Linked DNA regions of Homo sapiens: regions 1 and 2 are each linked to region 3. A link is an interaction called in ENCODE POLR2A ChIA-PET data of the cell type or tissue named here. Cell type or tissue: HCT116. All regions are shown on one strand. Links, peaks and the distances in the headings refer to the core of each region. The heading gives the core; the rest is flanking DNA.

Region 1 (5,340 bases), core at 581-4,580, 150 kb after region 3:
AGCATACCCCAGACATATATTTAGAAGTTAGATACACGCTTGGACATCTATTGCTTCTGTGTTGTTTTGTAAAAAAAGGGTGAAAGACAACCCTACGGTATTGGAGTTAGTATTTTAATTTTACAAACCGAGGCTAGATTTCAAAGTTGTTTTATTTTTGTCTCCAGAAATAAATATAAAATCAGTGTTATTTGATTCTAATCTTAATTTCCTGTTTTGGGGTTTGAAAAAAAATGTCTATAACAGGGTTGAGGGTCGCTTTTCTTCTTCTCTTTGGCAAAACGCTTTTCTTGTCAGCTTGGATGCTCTTCAGTACTCCTTCTAAATTTTACTCCTACTCCAAGGGTAACTTGGCTTGCCAACTTGTTCATCAAAGCTGCCCTGCACTTCTCAGGGGAATACTAGCTCTCTCCTTCTCAGGACTCTTCAAGACTCACTGGGAAAGTGTCCTTACTGCCCTTTATGGGTCATGATTTGCCTTGATGCCCCATTGTTGGCTCAAGTAGATCATAAGCAATTCCTAGACAGGGGCCAGGCAACACCTATTATGTTATGAATTGTGTTATAAATTATGGTATGAATTGTATTACCCCCAAAATTCTTATTTGGAGTCCTAGCCCTCAGCACCTTATATGATCTTATTTTGTTTGGAAATAAGTTTGTTGCAGATGTAATGAGTTAAGATGAGGTTGTGCTGCAGTAGGGCGAGCCCAATCCAACATGACTGGAGTTCTTATATAAAAAAGGAAAACGTGGACACAGACACTGTATTAGTCTGTTCTCATGCTGCTAATAAAGACATGCCTGAGGCGGGATAATTTATAAAGGAAAGCAGTTTAATTGACTCACAGTTCCACATGGCTGGGGAGGCCTCATAATCATGGCAGAAGAGGAAAGAAGAGCAAAGGGACATCTTACTTGAGAGCCAAGCGAAAGGGGAAACCACTTATAAAATTGTAAGATCTTGTGAGACTTACTACCATGGGAAGAGTGTGGGGGAACCACCCCCATGATTCAATTATCTCCCACTGGGTCCTTCCCACAACATGTGGGAATTATGGAAGCTAGAATTCGAGATGAGATTTGGGTGAGGACACAGCCAAACCATATCTGACACCCACGGGTGCCATGTGAACATGAAGGCAGAGATTGGGGCGATGCGTCTGCAAGCCAAAAAACAAAGATTGCCAGGAAACCACCAGCAAGCAGCCGCTAAGAGAGAGGGATGGAACAATTTCTCCTTCACAGCCTCAGAAGAAGCCAACCCTACCAACATCTCCATCTTGGATGTCTAGCCTTCAGAATTGTGAGACAATACATTTTATCAAAGCCACCAGGTGTGCGGTACTTTGTGACAGCCCCAGCAAATGAATACACCTTCCCTCAATGTCTCATAAATCATGCTTTGGTATAATATTGGGAGTAAGAAAAATGTATATTCTAATACAATCTGTGTCACATGTCAGCTATATGTTACTTAATTTCTCCAAATCTTAAAATTATCACATTAAAATCAAATCACTGACAATGCTTACTTAGTTTCCTTTCCTTTTGGTGAAAATTGAGTAAGATCACCCATAAAAAGACACTTAAAGTGTAAAGCACCTGACAAATGTTAGGTATGAACATTTTCATAGATAGCCACTGAATTTCTGTTGATGGGTTGAATAAAGTGGAATTAATGTGCCTTCTGTGAAAATGAATTTAGACACGGTCATTAGTGATGACCAAAAAAAAAAAAAAAAAAAAAAGCATACTGATACTCAGCAGAACTCGCCACTTTTGTTATTTAGTGCAAATACTCTCAAGCACTGTATCTACAAGGGCTTAGAGTCTTATTTGTTGAGATTACATGCTCCAAACTTTCTTGCTCCAATCTGGTCGCCACATCAGCAATATCTAGTGTTACTAGGGCACTTGCTAGAAATGCAGAATTCCAGGCCCCACCCCAGACTTCGTGAATCAGAGTCTGCATTTAATAAGATTCCTCATGTTAAAGTTTGAGAAAACTGCTGTAAAACATGTCTCCTATGTAACTCATGTTTTTAGAACATAAAAAATCATGATTAATACTTTTTTTGCAACCAAATGCATGCAACATAGAAAAAAGTCCAAGCTTTAGCATTTGACAGCTCCGGTTTTTAATGCTACAGCTGCCATGAAGTCCCTTAATATGTTGTGACTGAAACAAGATGATTTACCTTGTTAAGCTTCAGCCTTATAGCCTATAAAAGGGGGACAACAGAATATATATATTTTTAATTTTATTATTATTATACTTTAAGTTTTAGGGTACATGTGCACAATGTGCAGGTTTGTTACATATAACAATTACATTTAACTTGCCTGGGTCTAGAATAGCATTGAGAGATACTGCATGCAAACCAAGAGACATACGTCAGGTATTAAAAAAAAAAAGTCTAGGGGTCTGCATTTGTCCAACAAGTGCCCCTTCTGGTGCTTAATTTCTGATTGGTTAACCACCGTAGGGAAAGAAAACAAATTTGTCATGGGGGTCAGTGATTTCAAAGGAGGCCAAGTAATTTTATATCGTTTGTAAATTTTCTCATTAGAAAAGGTACCTATGACTTGGATAGCAGAAAAATGTGACGCTCACTGAGACTGTGCTAAGATCCCGGAGAGGAAGCCTCTGAGTTTTTCCGCAGCTCCAATCTTCCTTTGGAAGATATAACCATCCCTGAGATCTGGCATATGTTTCGCCAACTTCTTATCTGTCTCCGATGCCGTGGCACTCACAGCAAAAGGCGACATTCACTTAGAACTCTCCGTGGGAAACACCTCTTTGAGCCGCCCCCGGTTCAGGCATCACTGAACAGAAGTGTTTCATGTCTGCCGAGGCTGCTTTCACATGATTTTATTGTTTTGATCTTTTGAGCATCTTTTCAGTGCCAACACCGTCAATACATTCTTCCGAGAGAGGTCATCAGAGCATTGGTAATGAGCTGAGCAGGAGGCCATGTCATCTGAGTAAGCTCTGGGGAAATAGAGGCACTTTGTTCCTGAAACTCACATGGTGTGACCTGCTTGCTGTGCGAAATGTTAATATTTTGCTTCGTGCTTCCTTCCCGGTGCCACTGCCAACACTCAGAAAGCTTCTGGGGAGTTTGCTGCACATTTTGTGAAGACTGCATGGAGCCAAGCCAGATGTCAATGTGTGAATCAGAGCACTTCTCTCGAATTCGTGACTGTTCACTTGATTCTTTAGCACCTCCACGGAGGCTAAAATATGCCTGTTTGGAGGTGATATTTACTTTCTTTTCCTTAGTCAGATGATAAGATTATGTGGTGTGTGGATGACGGTGGCAATGATTACCTTTTCTCAGTAACTACAGTAAGAGCTCACGTCACAACATTGCCTCCTTAAGATCCACTGGCTTCCTCACCCCTCTGATGGAAGTAGCTTCAATTTTCTCAATGAACCTAGAGGCATTGGTCTATTCTAGTCAGATGTCTTTAAGATTTGGCGAGTCTCTCTTTTTTCTTTTTTTGAAACGTTTCACTGAAATAAAACTAACCTCTGGATTCACTGATGAAATACAATTATATTTATATATGAATGAAAGGTAAATAGATGTATTTATCTATATATCATAGTTATACATGTATCTTCATACATATGAAATATAGATATATATTCATACATATTGAAATATAGACATATGTACACATTCTATATTAATGTTTTATGATACAAATAAAATCTATAAATACATATGATACAAATACAATATATACATTATATTATACAATATATAAATTTATATATAGTATAATATATAAGTACAATACAATGGTATTATTGTATACTATTGTACTTATACAATAAGTACAATATTATGTATATATTGTATATTGTACTTATACAATAAGTACAATATTATGTATATATTGTATATTGTACTTATACAATAAGTACAATATTATGTATATATTGTATATTGTACTTATACAATAAGTACAATATTATGTATATATTGTATATTGTACTTATACAATAGTATAACATTGTATAATACTATTGTACTTATACAATAAGTAAAATACTATGTATATATTGTATATTGTACTTATACAATAGTATAATACTATGGTACAATACTAAATACTATTGTATTTATACAATAAGTATAATACTATGAATATATTGTATATACTCACACAATTATAAAAAATTATATATAAATTTATTTTTATATAAATAAATTGTTCTATATAGTACAATACTATTTATATATTGTATAAGTAATAAGTACTATATAAAGTACTTTATATATTGTATATTTGTATACAATATATAAATAGTATTATACTATATATACACATATATACTGTATATACATGTATATGGTGTACTTATACAATATATAAATGTATATAGTTACATATGTATTACAACACATAAACAAACAATCAATAAGTATTGTTTGTCACTGGCCTGGCATAGGTACGTGTAATTCTCCATATAGAATTACACTGTCACTGGTCTGGAGCAGGTATTGGTGGAACATGTATAAGACACTGGTTGTCCTAGAGGAGGGTGAAGTAGTTGCAAAGGGAAGAGGTGAGAGGTCATGTGGACACTTGTCAATTGAGGAGAAACTAAAAACCACTTTAAAAAGGCAAGAAAGCATATTGTGTTTGAAGCGATGAAAAATCTATAACCAATTTGATTATAGGTGAAATATATTGCACATGTTTGATTATATATAAGAATATAGAAATGTATTATTTACCTGCATATTGTAGAATGAAATGTAAAGCAACTGACACTATACATGGCAAATGCTTAGTTCTTTTTCCTTCCTACTCTGCCCTTTGTAGGAATGTTCTAGTAAATTCCCTACATGGAGCACACATTATCATTGCTATATTTTGGAAAATGATCAGATACACAAAAAGTAACTGGAGTAAGGATGAACTAGACTGAATTAGGTGGTGCTGAGACCACAGAGCAGATATGTCTTCCAAAGAGAAATAGCACCTGGGCAAATAAAAAAAGTGAGCCATATGAACTTCAGCTTTTATCTTTCCTCAACTCTTAGGAAGTGTAGCCCAGCAATACAGCAGAGTAGACAAATACTATCACAACCAGAAACAGGCAGTTATGACAGGGGACTGCTCAATGTTACAGAGGAAGTTATTATAAGAAGAAGTATAGTTTTAATAATGATGATCCTTGCAGTTTTAAAGTTCATTTTGAATTTAAAACCAACTTCAGATATGTAGGGGAAAGTGTGCCAATGTCTGCAAGTTACTAGAAAGTACATTAAAAAAATGTGGATTGATGAATGGAGTGATGAACAGATGGACAGACATGTC
Region 2 (5,340 bases), core at 581-4,580, 99 kb after region 3:
TATCTACAATGAACTGAGTTGTACTGGCACATAATTCATGTTTACTGAACAAATGAATTAATCAAATTATGACATCACCATTAAATCTAATTTTAGGGTTTTGCTCCACTTTCAACTTTATCTAGTTACCCTGAATTTTTGTACATCATTTGTATGGTAATTTAAAATGCTGTGGTATAAATAATGTTAGGTATATACATATATACGTGTGTGTTTGTATACATATATATATACACGAACACATATGTTTACAAATTAACTTTAATCTACAATTTGGTGGCAGTTAAATTGCATAGGAAGTGCTGAATCAGAAACCAACAGCCCATAGTGGTTGTCTATAAGTGCTTCAGATATCATTATCAAAGGCTATCCAAAAGAAACCATTAATTTGGATTAATTGGCAAATATGACATATTAGAAATAATTGTTCATTGGTGAAATTAGTAATGTTCAAAATAGGAGGATGACTAATAAGGTATTTATGATGCCTTTAGTAAGGTAAGACCCTTAGTAAGGTATTGATGATGTAAATACCTAGTGAGATGTTTACAATGCCCTTGCATGAATGTGGGATAAAAATCCAGCAGCTTCATGGTGAATCATCTTCAGAAAGTTTATGTTTAGAGCTAACTTCAATTGTCCCATATATTGAAGGACTCTGTTGCTTGCCAGAAAGGTGGCTTCATCCTCTGTCATATTAATGCACCAACTTTAAAACCTCAAAGTAATTGTTTTCTTTTTAGTGCTTATCTGAGTACCTGAATGTAGCAAGTGAGGACTACTTCATAAGAATAGTTGCAACTTTTTTGCCATGCTAATAAATTTTGAAACATTTAGAGGAATTTGGACTAAAGCTTGCTTCTATTGTAACACGCTGACTCATTGCCAAATTGTTAGGGAGAGGATGTATATCCTCTTCTATCTCTAACCGTAGGAGGTTACGAATATTTATTTAAAAATCATGACAATGGCTGAATCGACAGTTTGTGACGTCTATTCGAAATTTCTGTCAGGCATTTATATGACACTAGTCAAAGTCTTCCCACATGACACTCGTTTTGGGTTTATAGGCTTCAGAAATAGTGGGTCCTAATAGTCCTTATGGACATGTTTCTAGAATATTCTAGTATAAACATCCTATTACCAGGTGACTGAATGAAGCTCTCCATTTGTTTCTCCCAGTTCCTCTCCCTGGGTTAGTACTGTTTCTGTGTCTGTAGTGGCACATTCATTCATTTATTATTTCTCCAAATATTTTAATATCTCATATATGTCACAAAATAGATTAAGTGCTGATTCTACAGTAATTAACAAGATATATATGAGACACGCATGCACACGCAGAAAGAAAAACATATATACACACACACACACACATACACACACACAGAGAGAGAAAGAGAGAGAGAAAGCAATAATTACCCCCAAATTTAATATTTTTTGTCTGTAAGCGATAGTTTTTATCATTTTTTTAAATCAGAAAACAGTAATTTTCCCCTCTCTGGAGAATGATCCTCCCCCAACATCTGGTGTTGTCTTGAAATTTTGCATAACATGCAAAAGATGACTCATTAGGTGCCAAGTACCATCCTATAACTTTAACATGCTTGCTTATTTTAAAGGTTTCAAATCATACTTAAGCTCAGCGTACTATTGCTTTTGAGAGATAGTTCGAATATAACAAGGTTTTAAAGCAGAAACAGAACCCAGTTTGCCCACACCCCTGCAGGGCTGGAATGTCTGTCAGCAGAGCTGAGCTTCACCACCTACAGGTCCCTGAAGCCTCATGACCCAGTTTGAAATTGCAGCCCTACTCTTGGTGTCTCTAGAGCCCTCCTCTTTCCCTTGGAGTTATAATTTCCCTCTCGGGTTTGTCTTGACTGGTGGGTGTTCAATGTAGAGACACACAGGAAGGAAGCAAATGTGCCATGGCTGGTGGCTGCTGGTGAGGGCGTTTTCGTAGGAAAGTATGCAGGAGCCAGTTTTATTTCAAGAGCCTCCTGAAATATAACAGGTCAAATGGGTGATTGGTATTTTCTGGAACAGACTCCAAATCTACACGTTTCACTCAGCTTCTGCATTTGTGAAATGATGGGGATTTGTGCATTCATTCATTCAACCTAACTGTATTGAGTACTCAAATGCCAGACTTCACATGTTTTAAGCTCAAGAAACATGTTCCTTTTTTCAGATACAGACTTGAAAAACCTGATCAAGCTGTATCTGGTTTCAGATGGCAGTCTGAAGGAATATTTACTTTTTGACCTCTTCAAATTTTACTATCAACAGCAACAAAAAAAAAAAAAAAGGAAAAGAAAACTTCAATAAAAGGAAATAACCACCGCACCAAAATTAAAATTATGAAGAATATGTGTCAAATATGGAAACACTTGGCAGCGCTACTTGACACTAGCCTCCTCAGACCTTGGAGAGAGGGTACTGTTTTCTTTCAAAATAAGGGTCATAGCCCTGAAAGGCACACCCAGTAGCCTTTTGATCAGATGAATGAGATATGGAAATGTTGGGAGACCGAAGGAAAGATGGGAAATATTCTAATCAAAGCCAAGTCTCATTGCGTAGGTCTGTAAGAGAGGTATTTTGAAAGGAGAAGAAGGATTTAAAAATAGAGATTACATATATATATAAAGGACCAGATAGTAAATATTTTAGGAATTCTTGAAGCTTCTGTCACAACTACTTTACTCTGCCTTTGCAGTGTGAAAGTAGCCATAAACAATATGAAATGAATGGGCATGGCTGTGTTCCAGTACAACTTTCAATAAAACTTTATTTACAGAAAGAGACAGTAAAATGTGTTTGTTCTGGGATCGCAGTTTGTCAAGTGCTGGTTTAAAGAAAAGGGGTGTCACGCTTAGAGTTTGTTTTAAATTGATCATTCTGGTAGCTTTTGAAGAGGATAAATTTCAGGAAAGCCTGGAGGTTCCAAAAGTAGAAACCGGTAGGACCATATTTATGTCCTTGTTGATGTTCCAAGCTTACCACATTACCATTTGGAACGAGTTTGTCTCCCCTACCCCACTCAGGTATTTCAGGTCAGGGACGGTATCACATTCATTATTGTGTTCCTAGTGTGCTCTCATTTGGGGCCTTGTGCTTGAAAGATGCTCATGAATATTTATATATTTAATGGATGAATAAATGAATAAGTAAATTGGTTACTGATTGGATAAGTGCAGAGAAGAAGCCAGGCATTTTCTCTCTCACTGTTTTCTAAATTCAGTTTTTCTCACATCACCTTCACTATTTTAACCATACCAAAAGACTCCCTGTATCTATACAATATTTTGTTTAAATTATTCTTTTAAAACAATTCTAGACTATCTATTTTTAAGGAAATTTTAAGACACTGACAGACCTGGAAAACCAGTATCACTCATCACACATGGAAAATAAAAATTTATATGTGAATATAAAAATAAAAATAACTCACATCCACTTAAATCAATCTTTGGTATTGCCATTTAAAAAATCATTGATCTAATACAAAATGCTTGCTTTATAGACTGAAAATGTTGACTCATAGAAGTCACATGGCTTACTCAAAGCACAAAGCCAAGGAGCAAAACAGCTGAGCCTAGAAAGCCAGCTTCTCTGACTTCCTGATCAGTGCATTTCTGAATCAATCTGTCTTCATTGCAGGAAATAGAAAAAAATCTGTGCAAAAGGGGCTTAATGAGCAGTACTACGTGGTCATAGAATTATTGGATTCCAGATTGAATCCCCAGGAATGACTCCTTCTATAATATAGATATGGCTGTATTTATTTTCTATGGCTGCTCCGAGAGAAATAGGGAAAAACAAAGTGTTATTTCCTACTCCCATGCCAATACAACACAGAACACTTCACTTCTGCTCTCCAAAATGCATATAGGGATGTCTCTCCACCAGCGACCAGTTCTGCAGCAGACATCAGCTGGGTGTCTTTTAATTTAACTCAACCCTGATGCTATCAACCTGGAGATAGTGTCAGATCCCACAGGTTGAAGGTTCAGTCCCACAAGACTGCTCACCACTTCAGATGCCAATTGCAAGCACAGGTTGTGACTTGTGCTTCTGACCAACTGGCTATAAACAAGGGTTCCCACACCCTTTCCTTGGGTTTGATTAATTTGCTAGAGAGGCTCACTGAACTCAGAATATCTATAAAATATTGATTTTCATTATTTCATTTCTGATAATTGGTAGTTGTGGATTTTGTTACTTGTTTTTTTTCTTGTTAAGTATTGCTATGGGTTCATCAATATTATTGATCTTTTAAAATAAGCAACTTTTGTTTCTGCTGATTTTCTCAATTCTTTTCTGCTTTCAGTTTCATTTATTTCTTCTTATATCTTAGTCCTTTCCTTTGTTCTACATAGTTTAGGTTTACTTTACTCTTCTCTTTTAACTTTGGCATATGGAAAGTAAGAGAATTGATTTTAACTCTTTTCTGCCTAATATGTTCATTTAAATATATAGCTTATCTTCTAGACACTATGTTAGCTGCCTCTTAAACAATTTGTTATGTTTTATATTCACCATGACTCAGTACAATTTATTTATTAAACAATTAACTAACTAACTTTTTAAAAACATCCAACAATGCCCAAGCACTGTTTTAAATACTTCAAATGCATCAGTGAACAAAGCTGAGAAAACATTTTTCTTCACAGAAATTATGGCTAGCATGTTAATTTACAGAATTGACTTCCAACAAAGTAAAATTATAGTAACTTTGAAGGTGTCATGGAAAAAAAATAGAGCAGTATAGGGGGAATTTGGAGTATCAAGGGTTAGAGCGCTATAGAATGCCTTTTTAAAAACAGATATCCTGATGGGCTTAATTGATAAGATACCTTTTGAGGAACACTTGAAGGAGGTGAGGGAGTTAGGCTTGCAGATTTTTCTGTAAGAGCTTTCCAAGCAGAGAGAAAAATGAGTCCAAAATTTCCGGAGGCAGGAGCATTTCTCTTGTGTGTAAGGAACAGGGAACAGGCAAGAATGGCTGAATGGAATGAACGCCTTGTCATTCTTCCAATCTTCCAAATTCAGCTCAAGCAAACAACACTTCCCTAAACTCTCCTCCTGACTCCACATTTTCTGGTTATACATTACAGTAGTATTTTCTTGTGTCCTCCCATTATGGTTCTTATCCCAATATGTAATTATATATTTGTGTAATTATTCAGCTAAAAGATTCCACTAGAAGTATTCACAGATTTCACAGAAAGTGTTCACATTTTCTACTAGAATGTGTGCACCCTGAGAACAAAGATTTTGCTGTTATACTGTATATCCCAGCATATAAAATAGGACTTGGACTTTGTACGGATTCAGTAA
Region 3 (5,340 bases), core at 729-4,728:
GAAGGGGGAATTGGAAAGTTGAAGTGTGAATGAGAGGACTAAAGGCTAAGACAAAAAGTGTGGCAAGCAGATTCAAGTGGTCGCTTCCACATGTTCCGCACCTTCTAGCTCCAGGCATTGGAGATGCATTCTATTTATACAATGGACAAAGATCTGCTCTCATGTAACTTAAAGATAGTTCAGGAAGCAGGGCATTATACAAGTAATTAAACTCATCATTATTTACTATTGTGTTAAATCTTTTAAAGAATAAATATGAACTTTATGAAAGTATATATTCAGGTAGAAAGTAGATTGGGCTATTTGGGAAGTTATTGCTAAGGAAGATATTTAAAGTGGGATAAATTTGATAGTTGGGATAAAAATGCCATAGGAAGGGGAGGAAAAAAAATTCAGGATAGTAGGAACACTCATAAGCAAAGTTAGGGTGTAGAGAGGCAGAGGCGTTTGTAAACACAAATGTACTATGTCCAATGTCCCTGTGGTAAGGAAGGTCACCAAAGCAGGCAGCAATGTCACTGACATTTGTCTCCATGGAGCTCAGCAGAAACAAGGCCTGCTCTGCTTTTCTGAACAGCATGTAGGCACCTTGCCATGCAGCTTGTCAGGGGACAGTCACACAGTCCTGCTGAGCTGTGCCTTCCAGGGGCCTGGCTTCCTGTGGAGCTTCAGTGATGGTACAGACAGTGGGATGCTCAGGCGGTTGGGAAAGCTGAGGCTCTCAGGGTTAGAGGGGCCATCTGGCAGGAATGTAGGATCACAGACGGGAAGTCTTAAAGTGACAGTGTTCATGTTTTCCACATGCATTTAATGAAAACTTGTTAGGTTACAAGCACTGTACTAGGTATGAGAAATCAGAGGGTCCCCAAGAGACACAAGTTGTTTGCTCTCTTTAGTAGGTTGTATTGTGTCCCTTCCCCCAAAAGATCTGTCTAAGTCCTAACCCCTGGTACCTGTAAATGTGAACTTACTTAGAAATAGTGTTTTGGCATGTTCTCACTCATAGGTGGGAATTGAACAATGAGAACACTTGGACACAGCAAGGGGAACATCACACACCGGGGCCTGTTGTGGGGTGGGGGAGGGGGGAGGGATTGCAGTAGAAGATATACCTAATGTAAATGACGAGTTAATGGGTGTAGCACACCAACATGGCACATGTATACATATGTAACAAACCTGCACGTTGTGCACATGTACCCTAGAACTTAAAGTATAATAAATAAAATAAAATAAATAAAATAATAAAAAAATAAAATTAAAAAAAAAAGAAATAGTGTTTTGGGGCCGGATGTGGTGGCTCACGCCTGTAATCCTAGTACCTTGGGAGGCAGAGGTGGGCAGATGACAAGGTCAGGAGTTCGAGACCAGCCTGGCCAATATGGTGAAACCCTGTCTCTACTAAAAATACAGAAATGAGCCAGGCATGGTGGTGCCCACTTGTAGTCCCAGCTACTTGGGAGGCTGAGGCAGAAGAATTGCTTGAACCTGGGAGGTGGAGGTTGGAGTGAGCCAAGATTGTGCCACTGCAGTCTAGCCTGGGCATCAGAGTGTGAGACTCCATCTGAAAAAGAAAAATAAGAAGAAGAGGGAGAAAAAAAGAAAGGAAATAGTGTTTTTGTAGATGGGATTAATTTAGAAAGCTCAGGATTTAGATTTCCTGGATTTAGGATACGCTGTAAATCCAGTAGCTGGTATCCTTACAAAAGAAAGGAGAGGGGATTTGAGACATAGACATACAGACACAGAGGAGAAGTTCACGTGAGGGAGGTGGAGGTTGTAGTGATGCATTGACAAGCCAGAGAATGCCAAGATTGCCCACAGCCACCAGAAGCTAGGAGTGAGGCATCGAACAGATTCTCCCTTGGAGCTTCCAGAAGAAACCAACCCTAATGACACCTTGATTTCAAACTTCTGGCGTCCAGAACTGTGAGACAAAACATTTCCACTGTTTTAAGCCCCCAAGTTTGTGATAGTTTGCTACAGCAGTCTAGGAAATGAAAAATGAGGTTAATGTCAATTTTTTTTCTTTTTTTTTTTTTGTGAGGGGTGTGGAGTTAGAGAACTAAGAAAGGCTTGATACAGCTTTCATGACTTCCATGGGGAAAGACAGTAACTAGGCAGAGGAAGAAAGGAATGAACATTCTTTGGTGAACCTACTGTATGCCAGGTATTTTGCTGGGTATTTTAGGTGCAATAAGCTGCTTAACTCTTACAACACTAGGAAGTTTGTATTGTCATTCATGGTCTTCATATAAAACATTTCAGTCTCAAAGAGGTTAGGTGATTTGTCCCAAGTCGCCCAGACGAAGCCAGCAAGCTCAGGCCATCAGGACCTCAGAGTTTGCATCCTTCTCTAGAAACATGCTGCGTTTTCCTCCCTGCCAAGGAGAAGGCCTTGACTCAATGGACTCCAAATAAGATCCTGTGTGTATGCCTCAGTTTCTTCATCAGGTAACTGAAGAGACTAGATAGCCAAAGATTCCTTTCCCATCTAAAACAAACGGTCTGCTTGAGTCCATGGAGCCCCAGAGCTTTCTTACTTAAACATTTCCTGCTCTGATCCATGTTCTTCATCCAGTATGCAAAATGAAACATGTTCATTCCGTCTCTTGGTCTTGGGGTTGTAATTCTTATCTTTATTGCTACCTCTGCAAGGAGGAGTAAATCATTATTTGTGTATTTTGTTGCCCCCCCCCTTTTTTTTTTTTGCTCTCTCTTTCAAAGTTAATCAGGTTACTTCCATGTAATTTTTTACAAAGTAAATTTCCAACTACCTTTAACCACAAATTAGTCATCACATTGTGCTTTTCAGGGTTATATTAAGTCATTCGTCATAGATGCTGCCGATAATAGTTGGCTTAGGCTAAATGTTTCCTTGTTCAGAGTATTTATCACATCCTGTACCTGCCATGCCTGTGAAAATAAAAGGCAGGGAGGGTGTGAACTGGCTCACAGAGGGCATAAGAAAATGAGTATGAAGGAGCTAGGTAAACTGCAGAGGCCCCTGCAGTGGGGAGGTGGTTATTATTGGCATTAAGTCATCCTTTGGCAGGTTTTATTGCTGCAAGATGAAAGGGACAAAGAGGAAGTGTCTACAGGCTCACAAATACGCAGGGGCTGTGTAGGGAGAAGGTGGGCTTCCATGTCTGGGAAGCAATGCTTTCTAGCTGTGAACTTGGCAAATCACTTACCATCTCCCATCTCAGACTCCTCACAGGCAAAGTGTGAAATGGAAATTCCACCCCATGGGGCTATTGTGAGATTTGAATGAAATTGTGTCTATGAAACCCTAGCCTGGCCCAGAGCATTCAATTGAGTTTGAGATCCTGTCATTCAAGGCAATTGGCTGGAAAGAAATCTCCACAGGATTCATTGGCACTGATCACATAATTCCTCATGTCCCATCATGGATCTTGGATAGGTCTGCAAGCTAGGGCCTCCTATCTGCCACATTGTGAGGTACTCCCTCACAATGGTACACAAGGGAGTACCATTTCGAAGGTACTCCCTTGGATGTGGAGTCTTCCACTGTGCTGTCATGGTCTCTCAACCTGGTCATGGCTAGTCTGGTTTGCTTCAGCAAGTAACTTTTGGCACAAGGTGTATATTCATGCTGTCTTAGCATGCGGTATTCACTGAAACACTAGCTCTGACTTAATGATCGATCTTTATTAACCGACCTTCAATGGAACATGTCAACAGTTTCCATCACACTGGAAATAGGATCCCAGTAAATCACCAGCCTCTTGCCATGGTCCACATCACTGATGACTCTGCCTCTGACTTCTCTTGCTCCCTTCCTTCTGCTTCACCAGCTCTAGCAACACCGGTCCTCCTGCTGTTTCTTGGTCCCCACTCCCACCGCAGCCCATGCACACACACTCCTCTCCCCATGTGAAACTCTGTCTGTGCACCTGCATAGTCCGTGCTTTCACCAGCTTCACCTATTTGCTCCAATGTCAACCCCAGAAGAAAGACTTCCCTGATCATCCTGCTTAAAGTCACACAATCCCCTCCATAGCTATTCATCCTCTCACCTTTGTAAATTTGTTTTCACTGCCTTTTTTTGTTGTATTACATTAACTATGTATTTTGCCTGTATTCTGTACTTGACATATATTATGCATATTATAAATATTTGTTGAGTGAAAGAATGCATAAACATACTGACTTTTATGAATAACTATGCCATGGTACTTGAATTAAAGGAGTCAGAGGCAAACATTTACTTAGCTAGGGGATGGTTCCTTCAATAATTTTTTTTTCTTTGAATAGTAGCCCCATCACTCTCAATGAGGTGGAGGTTATTATTCCCATTTTACAGGTAAGAGGGAAGAAAGTGGTTCAGAGATTAGGATATTCACAGAAAAGAATGGTACACAAAGCTGCTCAGTTTCTCTGGTGAACAGTAACTGTGCATTAAGGATTTGCTGATGAATGAACACTTAATTGTTTACATAATTGAGGCTAAAAAACTATACTAATTCCAATGATTGTTGTGTTTACTGCTGTTGTTTTTATTATAATCATTATCATATTATTAATATTATTAACATCATCATCGTTATTACCCCTTTAGCTCTTTCATTCTCAGTTTGGCAAATAAATTTGGATGTGTTCATTTCAAGGCCACCTGACTCTCCATAAGAAACCATATCACCCAGATCCATTTAATAAAGTGCAGTGATCATGCCCCCCTTCAGCTTCCTTGTGGTCACCTGATTCTGTACTCTTTCTAGAATAAAGTAAAGATGGAAGGGGAACAGAACCTATTTGATGGCCGCCTCTAGTGGAGAGGGCCGCCTCTAGTGGAGAGTTCACAAGTCGCAAAGTGAAAAGATCACTAGGAAAACTGTATTAGGCCATTCTCACAATGCTATAAAGGAATACTTGAGGCTTGGTCATTCATAAAGCAAAGAGGTTTGATGGGCTTATGGTTCTGCAGGCTGTACAAGCATGGCACCAGCATCTCCTCGGCTTCTGGGGAGTCCTCAGGGAGCTTTTCCTACTCATGGCTGAAGGTTGAAGAGGGAGGAGGCACATCACATGTTGAAAGCAGGAGAAAGAGAGAGAGTGGGGAGGGAGGGGAGGTGCCACACGCTTAAACAACCAGGTCTCACAAGAACTCACTCACTATCAAAAGGACACCACCAAGCCATGGGGGATCTGTCCCCATGATCCAAACGCCTCCCACCAGGCCCCACTTCCAAAACTGGGGATTACAATTCAACATGAGATTTGGCAGGGACATATATTCAAACTATATCAAATGGTGACCAGCCAGGGCTGGCACTGTCCCAAGCAAACCTGGGCAGATGGCCAACCTAAGTAGAGAAG

What was found. Peaks named below come from ENCODE experiments on the same cell type or tissue, not always from the same donor. Only the 100,000 strongest peaks of a DNase experiment are listed, where the experiment ranks them.
Region 1: POLR2A ChIA-PET joins it to region 3 with 6 read pairs; 2 of 35 experiments call an interaction of 5 or more read pairs at or near these places.
Region 2: POLR2A ChIA-PET joins it to region 3 with 6 read pairs; 1 of 35 experiments calls an interaction of 5 or more read pairs at or near these places.

Annotation. Positions count from the first base shown.
Region 1 is chr4:11,648,072-11,653,411 of GRCh38, forward strand. The region is part of intron 2 of LOC107986178 (a long non-coding RNA gene); the gene reads left to right. Among named protein-coding and RNA genes, the nearest start is that of LINC02360, 120 kb to the right of the region's middle. RefSeq lists an enhancer at 2,112-3,311. In HCT116, for the core only: no CTCF peak of the experiment used is centred there; a DNase peak (open chromatin) is centred at 2,910; H3K4me3 peaks cover 1,193 bases; H3K27ac peaks cover 3,427 bases.
Region 2 is chr4:11,602,230-11,607,569 of GRCh38, forward strand. The region is part of intron 2 of LOC107986178 (a long non-coding RNA gene); the gene reads left to right. Among named protein-coding and RNA genes, the nearest start is that of LINC02360, 160 kb to the right of the region's middle. In HCT116, for the core only: no CTCF peak of the experiment used is centred there; no DNase peak of the experiment used is centred there; H3K27ac peaks cover 3,384 bases.
Region 3 is chr4:11,502,785-11,508,124 of GRCh38, forward strand. No RefSeq gene overlaps it. Among named protein-coding and RNA genes, the nearest start is that of HS3ST1, 77 kb to the left of the region's middle. RefSeq lists an enhancer at 2,140-3,339. In HCT116, for the core only: no CTCF peak of the experiment used is centred there; DNase peaks (open chromatin) are centred at 2,379 and 2,917; H3K27ac peaks cover 3,864 bases.